2 separate regions of the Mus musculus genome follow, and region 2 is linked to region 1. The links are chromatin contacts, found by Hi-C or POLR2A ChIA-PET in ENCODE. All regions are on one chromosome and are shown on one strand. The core of a region is the stretch at or near the end of the contact, and the rest is flanking DNA. Distances in the headings are between cores, read along the strand shown.

Region 1 (3,094 bases), core at 117-2,616:
AAATACACATCACTAAAACTAAATTTTCTTTAAAACCCACACCAAATAAATGTAGAATGTTACAGTTTCAAATATCGACTTGAGAAAGTGTCTTCAGTTATTAAGACATCCAATGACTGGAATATAGTTTGGTTGTTGAAAGGCTTGCCTTGCACAAGTTCCCGAGCGCCGCCAAAACTCAAACAAAACAGCATGTTTATAAAGCATTCATAAAACCTTACACAGTGCAATTCTAACACACGTTAGACTGTGTTACCGTAACTCTAAACAAAATAACTTCACTTTTTTTTAATGCTATCAACTTGCTGAATGTTTGGGTGAACGAATACATTGTTCAATGAAAAAAAAAAAATCCAGCGATGAGTTTAGCTTCGATTTCTGTTCCCCCAGAAAGCATAGCGGGGGCGGGGGCGGTATTCAAGTATTCTGCATAAACTCACTGCCATTAATTAACCCCAGTTACAGAGGAGCAAAGGCAGGAGGAGAGGAACAAAACCCGAAAAGGGTGGGGGGTGGGGGGGAGAACCCACAGAAAGGTGGCTCGTCCTATCCAAGGAGAACTAATTAAAGCAGATTAATGGAGTAGGGCCATGTAGGGCTGGGAAACCAGTTTCCTGCCTTAATCTGGTGGTCTGAGAGAAAATTCGGTGGCGCTGGAAGCCAAAGATCAGCTACCGAGGAAAAGCAGCCTGGGCCGCAGTCGACTCGCTCAAATACCCTTGAGGGACCAGAGTCGCAAGGTTCCAACTCCGATCACCACCGGACACGCGTGAGGCAACGGGGGCCCTGTTTGCAGTCGGCTCCGGGGCAGCCTCGCAGAAGAACCCCCTCTTGCAGGCAGAGACTAGGAGCTGGCGGGGCAACGCCGGGCGAGCACCCGGGGCCAGGCCACTCGCACCCGCCGGGAAGGGTCGGGAAATCTGGGAACTAAGTGGCCGGCCGGGCGGGGACACCGCGAAGGCAGCCGGGGAACAGGCGCCAAGCTGCCGGGCTCGTTTATGGGGGGGAAGGAAAGAGTATCGGGGCGCGATCCGAAATGCACCCTCTGACTTCAATCCATCCCCCGCCTGGCGGAGACCGCCCGCCTCTCGCCAGGCTCCCCCGAGGCCCACAACACAGCCCTCCCGGAGCCCCGAGTCCCCCACTCACCCAGCTCCTCCGCCTGCAACCGGAGCGGAGCACACACGGCGAACAGCAGCGCCAGGACACTCGGCCCACCAGCCCCGGTCCCCATGGTCCCGCCGGACTCCAGACCCGCAGGATCGGCCTCCCGGCCCGGCTCTACACTGCCGCTGCCCGCCTAGGGCAGCCTCCTTCGCGGCCCGGCCCGGCGCGGCGCGGGCACACGGCACAGATCCCTCTGGGCGGCCCGCGCCCGCGAGAGGGCGTGTCCTCCCCGCCCTGCCCCGCCCCGCCCCGCCCCCTCCCCGGGGTGATCAGCCGCACCACCGGTCTCCCAAGGGGGGCGCCCAGTTTCCCCCTCACCCCACCCCGCCCCCGCGCCACCTGCCCGGATTCACTAGAAAATGAAAATCAAAAATTCACCTGGCACGCAGGCTCGCCAGAGCCCGGGGGTTCACCGAGACTCCGCCCCTCTGGCAGTTTGTCAGCTCTACCCTAGAGCTGGTCTGCCAAGGCTATGCAAGGCATCTGAAATCTGATGGGATGATGGCAGTTCAAGTCCATTCATTCATTCATTCATTCATTCTCTCTCTCTCTCCATCTCTCTCTCTCTCTCTCTTCATTCATTCCGTTGTTTAACTCAACTTTCTACGCGGCTGGGTGCTTAAATTCACTCGGCATTTGCAGAGCTTAGAAATAATCGCTCACTACAAACTGCAGTCTGTAACATGGACAGTATATTTGGAGCACATTTGGAGAGATCTAATTGGATGGTGAAAAGGCAGCTGGGAGCAAAGCGAGAGTAAAAGACAGAGAGCTGAGTTCGTGCCCAGGTTGTTCAGAGGATTAAAGGGCGGGAAGGGGCCAGTTGGAGCTGAAGCTCAGTAGACAGGTGGGTGCCTGGCCAGATGTGGGAAAAGACGTGCAGAGTAGGACCAGTAAGAGATATGTAAACTGCAGAGTCCCCAGAGCAGTCTGGAAAACTTCAGACTGAGCAATGTTTGAGGCGCTCTCTGAGGTGGTGGGAAAGTCTTGAGATTAGGTTCGATGGACCGCGGAGGAGTTTAGAGCCCATTACTGGGTCGTTCAATTGGAGTCCTGGTCGTCAAATTGAACAGAGAAACGGTTAATACTCGTTTTAAGGACTGTCACCTTTAGGTCCCCCCCGTGACTTTCCTCTGCGTGGCCACAACCTTAGCTCTAACTCACACACCACCTCGTGGCCTCTGGGAATTATTACATCTAGAGTGCGTCGGGGTGGGGTGGTCTCGGCAGCTGAGGAAGATCAGACCCTCCAAGGCCAAGTGACCTTTGGAATTTTCTCCAACTCCAAGCCTAAGCTGACAGGTAGGATAACTTTTTGCCTTAAAAATGTTTTGTTGTTTTGAGATTGAGGTTTATCGTCTGTGTTCTGAGGGCTTCTCTTGTCTTCCTGGCTGGTATTGAGTAGTTTGCTAAGTAGCCGGAGGCTGACCTTGGAACTCCTGAACCTTCTTCCCCCACCTCTGAGATAGGGGAATACAGGCAGGCCTTCATATCCTGCCTGGTTTACACTTTAACTTTTGAGATTCCAAGTGTGATTTGGCAGTGGACTTTGCACCTTCCTTTATGGCAACCTCAGAGGAAAGACTTACAGCTTTCCAACTGAGCCTTTCTTAGATCTGAGTGTAGAGCCAGTCTCTGACTGGGACACATTCGCTTGCCTTCATGTTAACTCTTCCCCAGTTGTCATAGAGAGGAAATAAATATGTATATGTCCTGGCTGGTTTTGTGTCAACTTGACACAGCTGGAGTTATCACAGAGAAAGGAGCTTCAGTTGAGGAAATGCCTCCATGAGATCCAACTGGAAGGCATCTTCTCAATTAGTGATCAAGGGGGAAAGGCCCCTTGTGGGTGGGACCATCTCTGGGCTGGTAGTCTTGGCTTCCATAAGAAAGCAGGCTGAGCAAGCCAGGAGAAACAAGCAAGCCA
Region 2 (3,421 bases), core at 584-3,083, 41 kb before region 1:
TCAGAACTTTGAGTTGGAAAGTAGCAGGCAGTCTGCTCCAGGACTTAACCCATGGAAAGAAAAGGGGGCAGTCCCAAGCCCTAGAATATTCATTAGAGGAGGCTTTGCATCCTGAATCAAGAGGTCGAGAAATTTGGGAAGGGAGACAGCTCTGTACAAAAGGGCTTGAAGATCGTAACTATCTGTGGGAAAAGGGGGCAGGAATTGTCCTTCATTTGGGGACTTCTTTCTTCGTATTTATTTCATGAGTATGAGTGTTTACCTGCATGTATGTATGTACATGATTGTACATGGTGTATGCCTGGTGACTGCACAGGGATCAGAAGACTGATGGTTGTAAGCCACATGCATGCTGTGAGCCAAGCCCAGGTCTTCTGCAAGAGCAGTATGTGCTCTTAATTGCTAAGCCATCTGTTAGGAGCAGCCACATTCCAGAACTAGGTAGGTGCACCTTCTATCTGCCTTCAGTGATTCAATATCCTCAAAGCCATCAAATTGGACACATTTCCACTATCACCAACAAGTCAAGTTGTGTACCCCTTATAAAGCTCCAGCCATCACAGCTGGTCCTCTGTCCCTTGTTCCACTAAGAGGCAGCCTTCTCCCCCAGTCCCCAAGAAATCTCCTGCATGTAAGGGTCTGTTTCATGGTATGATGTTTATGGTGTTTTTAGGCCTACCTATAGCCTCAAAAATCCTAATACCATCTCTCCAGCCCCTCGGTTGGGGACTTTAACAAGCACTATCTCATGCCAAACAACACTCAGACATTTGGACTCTTCTGTGCTGGTGCCTTTTCTGTGGAACAGTTCAACAAATGTTTTGCTTTTGCACATCTTTTAAATTCATCATTATTACAGAATGGGGGAAGGGTCTTATTTCTCATGTCCAAGCCCGGCCCTGCTGTTAAGTGTTGCTTGACTGCTCTTCACTGAGTAGTTTCCACTTGATGTTTAAGAGGAGGTTCTCCTATTCTTAAGCATTTGAAAAAGTAAAATTTTACTGTCAACACAAATGAGAGTTCAATAGCTTCTCATTTTTGACCATCTTATTATACCACTTAATTTGGCTGTATTGGTTATACTCTGTCTCAGGCAGTGTTCTTTGACTGGCAAACTTGTTTCCATTTCAAAGTCAGGCTGAGCCCTACATTTCTAAAATTGGGGCAAACACTTTCTAAGGATGTCTGGTTCTTGGCCAACAGTGTTGTGCATGTCACAGCACTGAAACCCAGCATCTAAGTCCTTTGTTACTGCCTGCTTCCTCCCTTCTCCCTCCCTCTTTCTTTTTGCTTTCTGAGTCTGGGTCCCACGTAGCATTGTCTGGCCTAGAACTTATTGTGTAGCTTCGGAAGCTCTAAAACTTCCTGCCTTCACATCCCCAGTGTGAGTACAAGTGTGCTCCCCCACACCCAGCCCAGCGATGCTAAGGAAGCATTCGAACAACCAAAACACCTCCCTAGCCCCATAACCTCTACTCTTATCTGTGGGTCAAGTTTCTTCTTATGTTTCAATCACAAGTCTCCAACTGACTGGGACAGGACATTAAGTGGGTAGGCAGAACAATCGGGGAAGAAATCATTTTTTACTTCCCGTAGTAATTGGCAGCCATGAATCGCGGAAGAGCTATTTAGTGATACTAAATAAATAGTACAGCATTGTAGCATCTGTCAGCAGACTTGAAAGCAAGTCCTCGCAGACCACGACAGCAGGAGCTTCCTATCTTTAGTGCATCCCTGGTCTGCTACATCCGCAGCTGGAAAGAAAACCCTTTATTTCTGTGCATGAACAAAACAGAGCGGTGCTATCAACTGCCTGCTCCAGGCCAACCTGGAATCCGGGCTTTGGCATCTGTGCAGCTCTTCTCCACAGACTGCCCTATCCTTGCAGAACTAGAAACAGTCCCAGCTCGTTTCGGGTGGGTATGTGGTTTTGATTTTGGAGCTCAAAGACTAAGTTGCTGGCTATCTTATGGGTGAAAGGGCCCCCCTGAACCACATTAAGAATGCAGTCCCTTCCTTCCCCCTCTAAAGCCAGTGTCAATGGGAAAAAAAAAAAAAACCAAAAAAAAAAAAAAAACACGGGCACCAAATCAAGACCTACCTTCTTTGAGGCTTGTCACAAATTAAAAGGAACAAGAGAGATGCCTCCTCAAACCCCACATTAGCCACACAGAGCCCCTTCTGAACTACATATATAATTTTCAGGACAGATAAGAACATGCCTGGTGGGGCTCAGTGGCCTTCCCTGGGAACACCACTGGCAAGGCTAGCCACTTGGCACACTGTCAGCTGCCAGGAAAGTGGTACCCAGCGTGGTCCAGCTTTGTGCTGAAGGGCGCATTGATGAGACAATCACCAGAAATACTGAAGCTGTACTTAGATTTCTGCCCATTTCTCATTTTGGTTTTCAATGCAGTCAAATAGCAGGGTTTGTCCAGGCTCACTAATTGCAGTAAGGTCATTGTACAAAATTATAGAATTTTCAGAGCCATTTTCTTTGAAAAGGAGAATTAGCATGAAAAAGAGACAGTCCTGAGTTGTGCCATTAAAACCAAAGTCAAAGAACAATGTAAGCGGTGCCCCCTGGTGAAATTTTGGTCTCTGATACACAGACAAGAATCAGTTAACACAGGACAAATGAGCCAGACAGATTCCTAGACAAAGGTGCAGCTTTCTTTCCTTGGGGTTCAGGGATGCGAGAGTGAAGACTTGCCACCGAGATCAGCGCAGCACCCTACCAAGCCATCCTTTACAAAGGGTGGCAATGGAATCACTGTTTCCAGGGAAGTAGCTTTTCCTCCCAGGAGGCTATGCTTATGTTAATGAATACCAGAGGGGAACGTTTAAGCAAATCCAGCCTTTTATATGCTGGAAATTCTTTTCAAGGTTCTGTGTTTTTAACTTCCAAAAGTTTAAGAATTTTACTTTTTTACTCCTGTGGGTCCAAAAGGAGAACTATTTGTAAAACAGTGGCTTCTGAGTTTTTTTTTTTTTCTCTCTTTAGAAGTAAAACCAAAAATCAAGAATAATAATGACAAGATGCTATTGTAGTATGCTAAATCCCGGACACTTAGCAATTTTATGTATTTAAAAAAAAAAAAAGACAGTTCCTACTTTTTCCATTTATCTTGTTTTTAGTGTCTTATAAACATGAACAGATAATGTAATGATACATGTAACTCATTGATAATGATTAAAAATATAGCCGGGCGTGGTGGCGCACGACTTTAATCCCAGCACTCGGGAGGCAGAGGTAGGTGGATTTCTGAGTTCGAGGCCAGCCTGGTCTACAAAGTGAGTTCCAGGACAGCCAGGGCTATAGAGAAACCCTGTCTCGAAAACCAAACAAACAAACAAACAAACAAACAAAAAAACCAACCAAACAAACAAACAAAAATATATATATGTATGTATATATATA

Evidence for each region. Hi-C counts contacts between places; a loop is a spot of excess contacts on that map. ChIA-PET counts read pairs that join two places held with the same protein, here RNA polymerase II (POLR2A).
Region 2: a map of heart shows a loop between it and region 1 (4-fold over the local background). The contact joins the enhancer-like site here to the promoter of Dcbld1 in region 1. A Hi-C loop is called at or near these places in 5 of 37 maps with a recorded cell type or tissue (all heart). POLR2A ChIA-PET finds 5 or more read pairs at or near these places in 4 of 5 experiments (Patski and embryonic stem cell).

The regions. Positions count from the first base shown.
Region 1 is chr10:52,231,891-52,234,984 of GRCm38, reverse strand. It overlaps Dcbld1 (discoidin, CUB and LCCL domain containing 1), which reads right to left and starts at 1,366. Exons shown (of 11, transcript NM_025705.4): 1 at 1,150-1,366. The coding sequence starts at 1,234.
Region 2 is chr10:52,273,432-52,276,852 of GRCm38, reverse strand. The region is part of intron 2 of Dcbld1 (discoidin, CUB and LCCL domain containing 1); the gene reads right to left. Among named protein-coding and RNA genes, the nearest start is that of Dcbld1, 42 kb to the right of the region's middle. Within about 2 kb of position 1,833, at least 1 of the 3 ENCODE cell types and tissues checked has a DNase peak (open chromatin) inside an H3K27ac peak, as active enhancers do.